Regions from separate parts of the Homo sapiens genome. Here region 1 is linked to region 2. A link is a contact called in ENCODE Hi-C or POLR2A ChIA-PET data. All regions are on one chromosome and are shown on one strand. The core of a region is the stretch at or near the end of the contact, and the rest is flanking DNA. Distances in the headings are between cores, read along the strand shown. Region 1 holds the start of SLC8A1 (solute carrier family 8 member A1). Region 2 overlaps SLC8A1 (solute carrier family 8 member A1).

What was found. A loop is a pair of places that touch in the nucleus more often than their neighbours do. ChIA-PET counts read pairs that join two places held with the same protein, here RNA polymerase II (POLR2A). Pooled maps may share reads with other maps.
Region 1: a loop to region 2 is called in a map of heart left ventricle, with 8 times the contacts of the local background. The contact joins the promoter of SLC8A1 here to the enhancer-like site in region 2. A Hi-C loop is called at or near these places in 21 of 168 maps with a recorded cell type or tissue (IMR-90, MCF 10A, OCI-LY7 and 14 more), 4 of 37 single-sample maps with no recorded cell type and 21 of 50 pooled maps. POLR2A ChIA-PET finds 5 or more read pairs at or near these places in 2 of 52 experiments (BJ and HEK293).

The regions. Positions count from the first base shown.
Region 1 is chr2:40,448,140-40,454,514 of GRCh38, reverse strand. SLC8A1 (solute carrier family 8 member A1) reads left to right here and starts at 2,425. Exons shown (of 11, transcript NM_021097.5): 1 at 2,425-2,611.
Region 2 is chr2:40,242,060-40,249,210 of GRCh38, reverse strand. The region is part of intron 2 of SLC8A1 (solute carrier family 8 member A1); the gene reads left to right. The region is part of intron 3 of SLC8A1-AS1 (SLC8A1 antisense RNA 1); the gene reads right to left. Among named protein-coding and RNA genes, the nearest start is that of SLC8A1, 210 kb to the left of the region's middle. RefSeq lists an enhancer at 6,401-6,951. Within about 2 kb of position 4,435, at least 8 of the 41 ENCODE cell types and tissues checked have a DNase peak (open chromatin) inside an H3K27ac peak, as active enhancers do; they include ascending aorta, heart left ventricle and heart right ventricle, where a contact is called at or near this core.

The DNA of each region.
Region 1 (6,375 bases), core at 1,176-3,675, 210 kb before region 2:
TTCAATGGTCAAAGCAAAAAAAAAAAAAAAAAAAGTCTTAAGACAGACTTTGGGCATCACTGGAGTATAAACATTTAAAGAACAGGGTTCTTGTCACTCCATGTCACAAACATGCCTAAAATTTCAAGAAAATCTCAGCTTTCACTAAGCGGCCCGTCATAGCAATAAGAGGCTACACTCTTTCCACAAAATCTATTCCAGTGAAATATGGCCCACTCACATTTTCATTTAGCTTTCTCTTGGTTCCTTCATTTGGCTGTGTTCTATTTCCTATTGAGTGGAGTCTTTAGTTATAAGCTTTCCTTAGTGTTATTTAGAAGGCAGCCACTTTTCTCTCCAAGCCCCTTTCATTGAGTGTGAGCCAAATATCTGCTACTCACACTGCCTTAAATTCAGGGACTCTAAGTAATTTTTGGTAGAGGACATATTCTAAAAGAGACAGTGACCTTCTGTCTCTCCCCACAGGTCATTCTGTTTATATCCACTAGTAAGTGTAGTCTAACCAAGTTGGTGTGGAAAGTAGCTTCCAAGAAAATTTAACTTATAGCAAGGAAAGAAAAATGTTCTTAGGCAAGAACGATTCCTGCAAATTTTATAAGACGTGAAGCAGCTTAGAGTGTCCTCTACAAAGCCAGTATCCAAGACTGCTGGCAACAGACCCGACTAATTAAAGTGAGGTCCTCATTCAGACGGCCTCAGCATCACTTCAACACTTGCCTACCCCAGGCCTGCTCCAGGTCTATTGAAAAAGAATCTGCAATCCCCATGTGATTCATACTCACATTCATGTTTGAGGAGTATTGGCCTAGAGCAGTGGTTCTCAACCTTCATTGCACATAGGAATCAACCAGGCATCTTAAAAACAAATTAAGGCTGTCTGGGGCCCACCTGCAGAGAGTCAAAGTTAATCAGTTTGGGGGTGTGGCCTAAGCACTGGGATTTTTAAAAACGGCCCAGGAGATTCTGAGGTGCAAGGAGGGTTGAGAGCCACTGGCACAGGGGCAGAAGAGGCTATTTCTTCCATTCCGCCCCCTCTTTGTTGCGGAGGCAAACTGAGGTTCCTGGAGTCAGAATCTATCAGTCGTGGTGACTGCCCTGGTTGCACTGTAAGTATGGGGGGACGTCTCCACGAAAAAAAACTAACTTTCTGCCTTGTGCTCTGCAGGTCCCTCCTTCTCCCACCTTCCCCAAGTAGCTGCTCCTGACCCCCCCACACACCTTGGCAAACGACACCAGTGGCCGATAGCAACTGGTGTTTTAAAAATACTAATTTGGAGCCCCATTTGAGACCTACAACGGGAGAGTCTGCATCAGATTCGGCCTCAGATTCTACAGCATCTGACTACATTCCCAGGTGTGTGTGATGCGCAGCCAGGTTTGGAAGCTAGTGAACTCCACAGTAGGTCTAGCCTTTCACCACGTGAAGTCATTAAGGGTTTGTAAGAATGAATGAGCTGTCAAGAGAGGAAAGGCCTGGTGCAGTGTTCCTTTATTAATTATGAGGAAAGTGATTTATTGGCAATGATAATGCTTCTCTTGGAAAGGGCAAAGAATGGTTCGTCGATTGCTGCATTAGGTTTTTTCCCACTCAACCTTAATGCTCGGCTTTTACTCCTCACTGTAGTTTAAAACCAGCACGCCTTTCACACGAAACAGACTCTGGGTCTTTATTCCCAGGTGAAACGCATCTTTGAGGGAAATACCAACACAGAGACTCTGTCCCAGTTCTTGGCCGGGGGACACCCTCCCCCGAATATCTCTGTTTGCTTGTGTCAGCATCTAGTAGCCAACGTATAGTTGTGCATATCTGATACGTAGAAAAACACAGGGTGAGGATTAAAAAAAAAATCATTGATATATGCCCAGATCCTTTTGCTAAAAGAAAGCTTCCTTTAGCAGAAGGGCAGGAAGTGAGGGAAGAAAGATAGTTGGATTAACAAAGTCAGAGGTGAGAAACGGGTAGGCGAATTGGGGGTCAGGGTTCTGTCTGCGGAAGAGAAGAAGAGGGTTCAAAAGAAAAGTTGCAGCGCCTGTGTGCGCGTGTCATCGATGGGCTGGGTGCGAGAGACAGCGCTAGCGCGCGGCCACAACGCACTGCGGGGCCGAGAGCCGGCAGGAAATCGAAAAAGCTGCTCGCCGGCAGAGGCTGGGAGGCTGGAAGGGCTCCCCACCCGCTCGGTGCTCCAGAAACGCGCCGGCTTTGCCCCGACGCGATCGCCTGGGGAGCCCAAGGGGCGCGCAGGGGGCCCCGGGGCGCCCGGCAGCCGCGGGGCCGAGCGCGCGTGTGAGCGAGTGCGAGGCTGCGGGCGGCGGGCGGGCGAGTGTGCGCGGGAGGGAGGGGGAGCGCGCGCGCGCCCGGGCCCCGGCCCTCCCAGCCTCCCGGCCTCCGCGCCTGCCTCCCGCCCGCGCGCACCGCTGCCCGCTGCCGCGGCTCCCGCTCGCGCCGGCGCTGCACGGTAGTCAGCCCGCCGCCGCCGCCTGCTTTGTGCTTCCCACAGAAGATGGGAGCGACCTCTTCCTGATCGGGAGCTGTTTAAAAGGAGGGAGTGCGCCGTATTTTCTACTAGCGTGGAGGAACGGAGGAAGAATCCATTCACACTCCCCAAACCAGGTAGGATCTTATGATGGACAGGCAGAAGGCATTTAGTCAGAGACCAAGAACTATTTTCCATTTGCTGCTCATAAGGCTACACTTCCCTCTGCTTTGGCAAACGAGCGGCTTCTAAATTTGTGTGTGTGTGTGTGTGTGTGTGTGTGTGTGTGTGTGTGTGTGTGTGATGTGGTGTGTGCGCGCCTGCACATTTTTCTGGGTGTCCGCGCTTCCCAGAGTGAAATTGCTCGGGCTGGTGCGTCTGGGCGTGAGGGTGCCTGCCTGCCTGCCAGTGCAGGCTGCCGGAGGAAGAAAGGGCTGCTAAGGAGAGATGCTGCACCCTGCACCGCGCTGGGCTCTGAGGATTCAGGGCGCGAAGAGCTAAGTCCACCCCGAATGCAGAGCTGCTGGGGATCCAGGCGTCCCCACCCACTGGACTCTTCTCCGCGGACATCCCTCCTTCCGGTAATCCCTGGGGTCTTTCCCCAAGGCCACATTTCCGAGCCCCCTGTTTTCCAGCGGGCGTTGGGTGCTCATTCACCACGGACTGCGGAGAGGAGGGAGGTGTGGCGGGGCAGAGACAGACGAGGAAGAAATGTAGGGGGTAGCAGGGAGTGGGCTGCGGGGTCCACGTCTCTGGGCACTGTGCCGTGGTGTGCTTTGGGGATTCTGCACACACAGGCATCTTTCCCCAAGAGATTGGAAGGGAACTTTGCAGCTGCATTCTCTGCCTCTGGAGCTTTGCTGGCTCTTGGGGGAAATGGTCTGTGTTCTGAGATGTGAAGATATCCTTTTTGGCTCCTCCTTAATGAAGAAGAGGGCGGTCTTATAGCTGGACAGCCGGCCAAAGAAACCAAATCCGCCCAGGCGATGCTCTTGAAAATACAGTACGTGTGCATCCTTGATTCTTTAAATCCACCCCCTGCATCACCCCCGCCTCTTCTCTATCCCCCCCACCACCCCGTGGATTCTGTTGCTGTTTGATGAATGGCTTGGGCTGGCAATTTGTATTTCCCTCTCCAAAGTGGTAGTGGTTGAGTTGAGAACAGGGGTGATGAAATTTAACAAAGCATTTTTAGAAGAGAGCAATGTGCATGTTGTACGCAGTCATTGGAAAGTCATGCTTTGCGCTAGGTATCCTTTTGAAGCCCCCGAACCTGGCTCTCCTGAAGCCGCTCTCTCTCTCTCCTGCTAGTCAGCTACTAGTGGTTGTGAATATAACAATACAAACTTTGTCCTGCTGGAGGTGTAAAGACTAAAAAGAGAAAAAAAGGATATCAGTGGGAGGTGTAGTGGAAGAAGCTTTTTAAAAAATGACAGATGTGGTGAAGACAGTACAAGCGTCCTGATCATGGAGGAGCCTCTAGCTGAGTAGGTGGAGATTTCTGATCAGATCTGGTTAAAGGCATTGCTGGAGTATCTCCAGATATGAGCAGTTGAACATGCACAATCTGAGACTTGTGCGAAGATTTCCCAAGGGAAAGAGGGAGCCACCAGGAGAGAATTCTGAAAGTATACCTCTCTTTCCCATGCCCCCACCAGCGCGCGCGCGTGCACACACACACACACACACTCACATGCTTTCTCTTTCTCTCTCAAAGCTACTCCTGCAGCGAGTCAGAAAAAAAAAGGAAAATGAATCTAGATGTTTCATTCATTTCAAATAAGAAGACAAAGCCGGAAGAGGGATGATTGGTTTTAGGTTCCTCTTTCAAATCCTGTGTTACTTGGATTGAGCTCCCTGGGTTTGCTAAACTTGCTTAATTGGGAGGTTAGGCGGGTGTGAAAGCAGGAGGAAGGAAGGGAAAACTAGCTCCATCTTTGGGGCCTTGTGAGTGAGAAGGTGGGGGAGGACCAACTTATTTCATCAAGAGGCAAGATGTGTGCTCTTAAATGGTTTTCGTTTTACAAATTCTGCCTGCTTGAAGAATTCCATTTGGATCTCACGGCTCTTTAGCTAAGATTTCTCACACCTGCTATAAAAGAAGCCCTGATTTTGTCCCCTTAAAATGGTTGTTGTCTTTTTTTAAAAAAATGATTAATTCCTAGAAAAACAACAGCAACAAAAAGGACTGAACAGAGATAAACCATTATTTATTGTTGAGCTGTATAGGGCTACAAAGGATGTAAGAGTGTCATGATAATCAGACTTTACTGTCTTGAAAGCTTAACAGGGCTGAAGGAGGAGAGTAATGAACTAAAATATGAAGGCTTATTTTCTATGTATCTATCTACCTATGTCTTTACTTTAATATTATTATATAGTGGTTCCTACTGTAACGTTTCAGATTAAGCACATAGCCCTTTTGTTGACCAGGGGAAGAAAAGAGCATGGGAGTAACAGTGCTTTGACTCCCAATAAAATTACAAATGGAAAGTGAGGTATAGTCAGTAACATCTATAGGACTATTTGCAGGAATTATGTTAATTGCTCTGTTAAGCTTTCTGTGTTTTGAAAAAATAAAATATATTCCAAGAGAACTTCAGCATCTGTTAAAAAGCTATGTTTAACATGCTTTTGCCAGGCAAATATAGACTTTTATTTACTTGCAAAATAAACACATGATTCCTCTTAGTATTCAATCTATTTCTTTGACAAAATAAATGATGAGAAAAGCTGTGCAGATCCAAGGAAGTTGCAATTCCCCTTTAAAAAGCCAGCCAAGGCATTCATTTAGCTCATAGATGTGGTTGTCTCAAAGTAAGTGCATTTTGGGACATTAATGTCTGTGTGTTTTTTTTTGTTGTTGTTTTTTGTTTTTTGTTTTTTTTTTTTAATGTTGCAATTCAGTGAGACAAGTTCTTTCTTTGTGATGCCTTTTAGGTACAGGGAGGATAGTATATAGATAAGAAGGAGACTGCCCTAAAAATATGGCAATAAACAAAATTCAAACTGAAATATAAATTAGATCTGGAAAAAGAAATGCAGCCTCTAGAAGAGGCTGTTAGAGCACATATGTTGCATGTTTTATATTTTCGTAGTATGTTGCTTTCAAGTAAACATTAAATTGTCACTTTATATTTGCTAAGAATTTAGGAATCAACATGCTATTATCTCTCTACTCTTCCTGGTCCCTTTATCTTTTTGTTTTTGCCCCCAAGGATAAATGTGTTTTGCTAAAATATTATCCAAATATCACCCATACTTGTAGTTAAATCCTTCATCATAACCTCCCATACCTCATACACCCCTCATCATAACCCCTACCAAATGGTCTCCCATCTGACCAAATTCTACTGCTCCCTCTTGTGGCAAACGTTCTGCCTGACTTTCTCTGGGTTCCAGAATCCTATCTGACATCACTTATGGTTCCCTTAGCTGTCTATCACTTTGGCTCTAATTCTTGGTAGTAAAGGTGGCTAACAAAACCAGTGGATTTCTGTACTAGCTGTTTCCACTTTTCTTTTTAAACGAAGGTATTTCTGTTCCCTAGAGATATAGCTGAGATTTAGTGGAAATAAATATCAGGTGTTTTCTGACCCATTGGGATGGACTAGATTCTGAGAATGTGAGCTTTCAGCGTCTGCCTTTGAGATTCAGATTTGGATTCAGGACTAGTCCAATGGGGCCTCATTAAGTGCAGCGGGATTACTTTCGGTTTTCTTTCTTCCTCTTCCAAAATCTCTTTTTCTCTCTTTCTCTCCCTGGCCTCCCCACTCTGTCACCTTCCATCCCCAGTCCTCCATGCACACATATACATTACAAAATACGTTTTACACAATATATATTTTGAAGACCTAATCAATGACTAGGTTCTCAGTAGTACTTATTAATCAAACAGTCC
Region 2 (7,151 bases), core at 3,186-5,685:
ATTTCAGCTCTGAGAGATATAACATCAAACATTTTTTGTTCTATTTAAGATTTCGACAAAGTAGTGCAGATCTTAGCTTAATCAATGAACTTGATGAACTTCAAACGTCATTGTGTTTGTTTCCTAGAAGATATTGCAGCAGGACACAAAGGACCCAGGGACAGTTGGCAAGCTGATCACATCTGAAACTCAGCACGTCATCCTGTTCTCAATGAATGTCCCTAGAAATAAAACTTATTCTGCCCCTGGTGATGTGGAATCAAATTAAAAGACATCACGAGGTGAAGACTTTTTGTTTGTTCTGAAATTATGATCACAAGGTTACTTCACTATGCATAGATAAATAATACAACTCCGTCCAACCAGAAACGAACCTAAATCCCTAAAGATCAGAATTAGATCTTGGCTATCAACAGCCAGTAGTCCCACCTTCAATCTTTCTCCTGGCTACCATCATCTTAATTTGGATACACATGACAGTCTATTTATGCCCATACTATAGATCACGGAAAGGGGAATTGAATATAGGTTGTTAAACCTAGAAAAAAATGACATATTTTATTACCTCCCCCAATAAAGCCTCAATAGATATCTTAGTTCATTTGGACTGCTATAACAAAGAACCATAGACTAGGTGGCTTATAACAACAGAAATGTATTTCCCACAGTTCCAGAGGCTAGAAAGTCCAAGGTCTAGGCTCTGGCAGAGTCAGTGTCTGGTGAAGTACAATTTCCTGATTCATAGACAGCCATCTTTTCGCTGTGCCTGCAGGTGGTGTGATGGTAGGGCAAGGGAGATGTCCAGGGCCTCTTTTATAAGGGCACTAACCTCACTCTTAAGAGTGACCTAATCACTTCCCAAAGGTACCCACCTTCTCATCCCATCACCCTGGGAGTTAGGATTTCAACCTCTGAGTTTGGAGTTGGGAAAACATAAACATTCAGCCATTAGCAATAGGGAAACTTAGAAATCAATTTCAAATCACTGTAGAAAACTGACCCAACTAATTGGTACTTTATTTTTAATCCATAGTTGAGAACATTCAGGCCTCTTAACATATCTTAATGTCATCAAAAGTGTAGAAATTGGTACTTACTCCATGGAGTGCAGTTTTTAAAAAATCCATAAACAATTTTTGGTGTAATAGAGAACATACCTTAAATAAATCAAGCAATCTGTTTTAAGGGACTCAGAATCACTACCTAACATCACATTTGAGTTCACGGAACACACGCTTATAAAATATTGCTCTGCCACTTTACTGAGCATTGAGTATAGCTGACATAAGTTTATTTTTGCCTCCAAGTCTATTTCAGGTAATAGTGAACATAGCATTGAACGTGGAGTCCTGTTCTATAATTAATTACCTGCAAGACCTTTCAGAAAGTCACTTAACTTCTGTGCATATTGGGTTTCTACTGGGTCTCACCTTTGAAATGAGGGCTTCCAGGGATAATCCCTAAGTCCCTTTCCTCTTGTAAGTTATTTATGCATTTTTATTAGAATTCTATGTATACGTAAGCAGTTACTGTTAATGTATTAACAAAAAATTTAAAATAGAGTTATAAACTGCAGTGATTAAAATGTTTATTATTTGAACATAGGCCAATACAGCTAATGTGACACGTGACTTATATGCCCTGAGCCTTTTTTCCTCATTTTTGTAACACCATCTGGTGCTCTAGCATAAGGAAGGGTTTATTTAAATAATAACATTAGTAAAACCCATGCCTCAGATCTGTCTCTCTCTCTCCACACACACACACACACACACATATATATGCTGTTTTCTAAAGTTGCTTTGCTAAGGCTTCTGCCATATTCTGAGATTAATCCTTCTCAAACACGTGGCAAGTGAAATAAAACAAGATACTTCTGGATTTGGCTTAACCTAGAGCCTGGCTGTTCAGGACCATGGTAGAACTAAGCCAAGCTGAGCACTGCCTGCACCCATGACAGCTCTCTGGGGATAGTGATCGCTCCATTCCAGGCTGCAGAAAGCTAATGCCCTGTGGTTGGAAAACTCACCAAGGCTCAAAGCCTTCAGATGGCTAAGAGTTGATTCCAAGGTGCCAACTCCTTGCTTCTGCCCAGGAAAATGGCCAAACTCTCCTATAATACTAATCTATAAGAAATATGCTGGCCTTTCCACCCCAGCATGATTTCACACTAAAATGGCTATTTCTCACTCTTCAGATATTAAGTTTCTTAACATGTAAGAAAAGATGAAAGAATCCAAGGCAATAATGGAAAATATTCTTTTTTTTTTTAGCAGAAATATGTTAGAGTACAAACTTTGCCAGGCACTGGTAGCTACTGTGTTTTCACAGCCCTAGTCACATCTAACCATTTTCCTTTAAAATGACAGACTTAAATAAAAAAAATTCCTCTGAGGTGTCATAATAGAATCCTATGAAAAAGTAGCCAGAATTTAAAAACTTTTCTGTTTCAGAGAGTTCTAGCTTCCCATGAACAGCCTGAGTCTGAAAGCATATCAAAGCAATATGACTTCACCATCCATCTTCTGGAATTAATGAAGTAGCAGTGACTTTTCCTTATGAAAGGTCTGTTTGGAGGGCAATGTTGGAAACACAGTGCATTCAGCTGGCAGACCTTGAAGGCAAGATGTGCAGAAGAACTGACTGCACAGGAATCAGTCCTGAGCAGAGTGATTACCCCACAGTGTTTGGCTAAGCTGCTGTTATCCAAGGTTCTGCTGAATAAAACTCATAGAAGAACAAATGAACAAAGTCTGTCTTTAGGACTAGTTGGAAGCATTTACAGTGAACCATACCAAGTAAAACTCAAGAAAAAAATTTAGTTGCCCTATTTGACTCTGGCCAAAAGTTGCATGATTGCAGGGTAAACCCAATAAAAGCAGACGTTTTGAAGTGGAATCAGGACCACAGTTTGCGTATTTCAAGTTTCCCCTGTTGAGAATGTATTTCTAAAGTAAAAATGAGATAGATGTGTACCACATGCTTGTAGTGTATGTGTAACCAACCATATCCAAGATGTGCAACTATAAAACCTACATCTGGAATACATTTTTCCATTTCATCTTCTATGTGCACAGTTTAAAAATTAAGTATTGCCTAAGCAGAAAAAAAAGGAATTAAAACCTATGAACACTTTTAAAAGAAGAGAGGTTAATTGAGAAGCTATTTCTTAAACTAGTCTAAGACAGGTCATATGGCATAATGATTAACATCATAGGTCTCTGAGATGGACCTGTAGGGTCCTAGCTCAGCTTCTTATAACTATGTAACCTTGGTCAAGTTCCTTGACTTATGTAAACATCAGTTTCCTCATCCATGAAATGAGTCTCGAATGAAAGTAATGTATATAAAGCAGTCAACAGTCTGATATAAACCTCTTACCATTCTACGAGATTTAATTGTAGCTTAGAAACTGAACATGATGTCTATCTTGAGATATCTGTCTTGGTTTTAAAATGTGTTTTTCACAATATACATCACAGGAGAGCAGCAGATAGTCAAGAGAAGGAATGATTAAAAAAAAAAAAGTTTGACTTTTTAAGTAATATAAAACAAAATGACAATATTAATGCAAAGACGTCTGGTTTGGCCTGATTTTGCTAAATTCAGTGGTTCAAGTGGATCTTGTATATTACTAGTTATTTTCAAAGCAGAAGCAAACAGGTACATACAGCACAGAGTCAGAGTGTCCAAAAGTTTTACCCTGTCAACTTCCAGGATTGCTATGTTGTCCTCCCATGCACTCTGTCCTGAGAAAATGCCACTAACCCACTTTAGATTTGCACCTTATTCTTCTGGTGGACACGTGGCCTTTCACTGTGAATTTTGTCATAAGGAAAATAACGACTTGAATGTATTTAACGGACAATCAGTGTGACTACGTAGTATATGTTTAGAGCTGGAGAGGGATATCAGAGAGATCCGGTATAGGCTCCCAAACTAAAGAGCTGAGTTTCACTAGGGAGAGAGAGACCTGTACATGAACAGCACAAATCACAGAATCCCAAGTTTCTCCTATGTGCCACTTCCATAAGACTGAGTCCACTGGAGTGGGAATGATTCCTAATTTATACTGAATTATTCTTTTGATTATTTTCATGGCTATCACATATGGTACATATCCTAGGCCATTTAAGGTTGCTCAATTATATTGGCTGCCTATTTTTAACATAGCCATTTATGTAACTCAAGAGTCAGGAAGCTACCTTTGAACACTGTAAATTGTCAAATGGTTTTTGATTTCCTAGGTTCCTTATCACTTGGCAAATATGTACAGCAGACCTTTTCCAGAGAATGAGTGCACTGGGACTTATCCCCCAGACATTCCTTCTCTTTGTTAAACCCACAGTCTCAGGCAGGGACTCCAGCAACCCTTTCCTCGGGAGGAAGAAGCCTCTAGATTTCAGGAGTGCCCTCCAGTGGCTGCTCTGCTAACTAATCCTCTACTGATCTCCCCAAGGCTGACTGGGGCAGCACTTCTTGCAGAGCTAAAGCCCAGCTGAAAACTGAGGTAGGATCTTCTCACTTAGAAATATCCAGCAGTAGGAAAAGGCCTCGATCATTGCATAGACAGGCTAAAATTGACGAGTGCTTTCTGTCAGAAAGTTTGTGGGGTTTGGTGCATTTTTTTTTTTTTTTTTTTTTTGGTTTTTCATATCATGCACACCACTTGCCTACTCAGCTCCAAAAACAACATTCTCTCACAGCAACTGCCAGGGAAAAACATGAGGTGGAAAAATCAGAGTAACGTCTTCCCCTGGGGTGACATTATACAGGAAAAGTCATCGGACAACTCCCAGCCTGGCCTTCATAGGTCAGCAGGAAAGGCTGTCATTACCTTAGTGTTGTTGGGAAATTTAAAGAGATAATAGATGTGGAAACGCTCAGAAGGAGACTCACGTAGTAGATGCTCAGTAAATGATGGCTGTTAGCCTGTGGGTCTCTTCATGTGCACTGACGCTTTCCTAATGTATCTCCCACCACTAAACCAAGAGTGCAGTGTATTTACTTACTTCCTAACCCCCTAGTGAGGAGATACCAGGAAAGCTTCAAAATTTCTACATAGGAAAGCTTAGAGGAGGTGATCTGGTAAGAATGTAAGGCTTGCAGCTGTGTTTTCACAGCACTTTCCATTAAATTGCTCAGATGTTCATTTTTTTTAATAACAAAAGGGCTGCTGATGGGAGCGTTGTCCCCCAGACCCTAGACCCCTCAGTAATTACTCAGAAATGTCACAGTCTCCCTAGAAGCTATCCATTCTGCCCACTTTTCCTCTTACGTTGCTCCAGTTTCAAGTATTCCCCTTGAGGTTTTAGAAATAATGTTTGTTTATCTAGCACTTAGACTCATCAGAGGGAAGGAGGCACTAGAGCATTCACATGGAATTCCTCCCCCACTTGAATATTTGTCAGGAAAAAAAATAGATTCAACTATAAATGTGCAGCAGAGTTGGTGCCTTCCCACTGTGAATGTATTTTCAAGTGCACGGACCAATCCACCACAAAGGAAAAATGCAATACCCTTCCAAAAATACACAGTGCTGATGTGATGTTGCATTCCTTTGTTCATTTTCCCAGAGCCAGGTTACAGGGCCATAGGCTCCATTTGAATAGACTTCTTAGTCTAAAACAGAGGTAAAATCAAGCTCAAAGCCATGATGTTACTTTTTATTTTTTCTTAAATACTGAACTTAGACTTGAGAAATCTTTCTTTTCTTTTTCTCTTTTTTGAGACAGGGTCTCACTTTGTCACCAAGGTTGGAGTACAGTGGGGTGATCTTGGTCACTATAACATCTACCTCCTAGGCTCAAGTGATCCTCCCATCTCAGCTCTCAAGTAGGTGGGACCGCAGACACTACCATGCCCAGTTTATTTATTTATTTGTATTTTTGGTAGAGGCAGGGTTTTATCATGTTGCCCAGGCTGGTCTTGAACTCCTGAGGCTCAAGCAATCCACCCACTTTGGCCTCCCAGAGTGCTGGGATTACACGCCTGGCCTTTATTTTCATGAATTGAAAATAGCTCTGGTAAGTTGTGAATTAACTCAGTTAAAGATTTAGGGGTTTCCTTAATATTCCATGCATCACAGCTATGATATGTAGAAACTAAGGGCAATGAAATGAGCCTTCAATGTCTGTATTCCTGCTTTTACTGGACATTCAGTAGACACTCGTATCCACGTTTGGTGAAGGAATGAATGAATGATTTGGCAGAACTACCTTGTATATCTCTGCAATGATCTCAGATTTAGGAAAATAATCTTAATAACTATGGAATAAAGATCAAAGCCTCATTAACTTTGCTTTTATAAAAATGGAGACAGCAAAAAGTATACCTTGCATGTGAAGTTTGTCTTTCTCGTCTGACTAACTTTGCCCAGAGACAAAAATTTAGTCTCTTTTTTTCTAAGCAAGTCTAGAAAGTCTTGAAACACAAGGCATGGTTGTATTTGTATTCCTCTTTGGTTTCTTGTTGTTTCTTGTAATTATAGATACCATATTTTAAAATCTCTGGATTTTGGTTTGCTTCTGCCTAGATGGGTAAGGCAATACCATGAGTAAATGTTGAAAGAGATGCCTAATGCAAAGAAGTGGTGGCAGCTGTTTCTATGACATTTGTAGACCTTTGACATTCAAGACGGTATCCCTGTAGAGCTTCACAAAGGGAGAGTCGAGTTGCTGGATGCAACCATTGTTCTTGTTAGTGGATGGAGATTTATAATTATACCCTTGTCTGCTCAGAGCACATGCCATAGGGAGAAGCAACATAAACACAGGCAGCATGGCAGGCAATCCAGGACAACAATGAGGTTACAAATTACACAAAGCGATTTCACCATTCATGAAATAAGCCTTATTTGCAAATATGAAAGGAAATGTGGACCTTTTATCTTTATGTTTTAGTTTGTTTTCCAAAATTACATTCACAAAGAACTAAACAGGCTTTACTTAAACATCTTTGATGTTTTCAGTCTGGCTTGTGGTAAAATTCTAATGGACACATTTCTCCAAAGTATTGTCATATTCATATTCATATTCTCTGTCTCTCTCTCACACACACACACGCACACACACACACATCCTTCTCACACTTAAATTGTAAGGCGTTACCACTTTATATAACAATATATTTAGTCAAAATGGAGACATCAT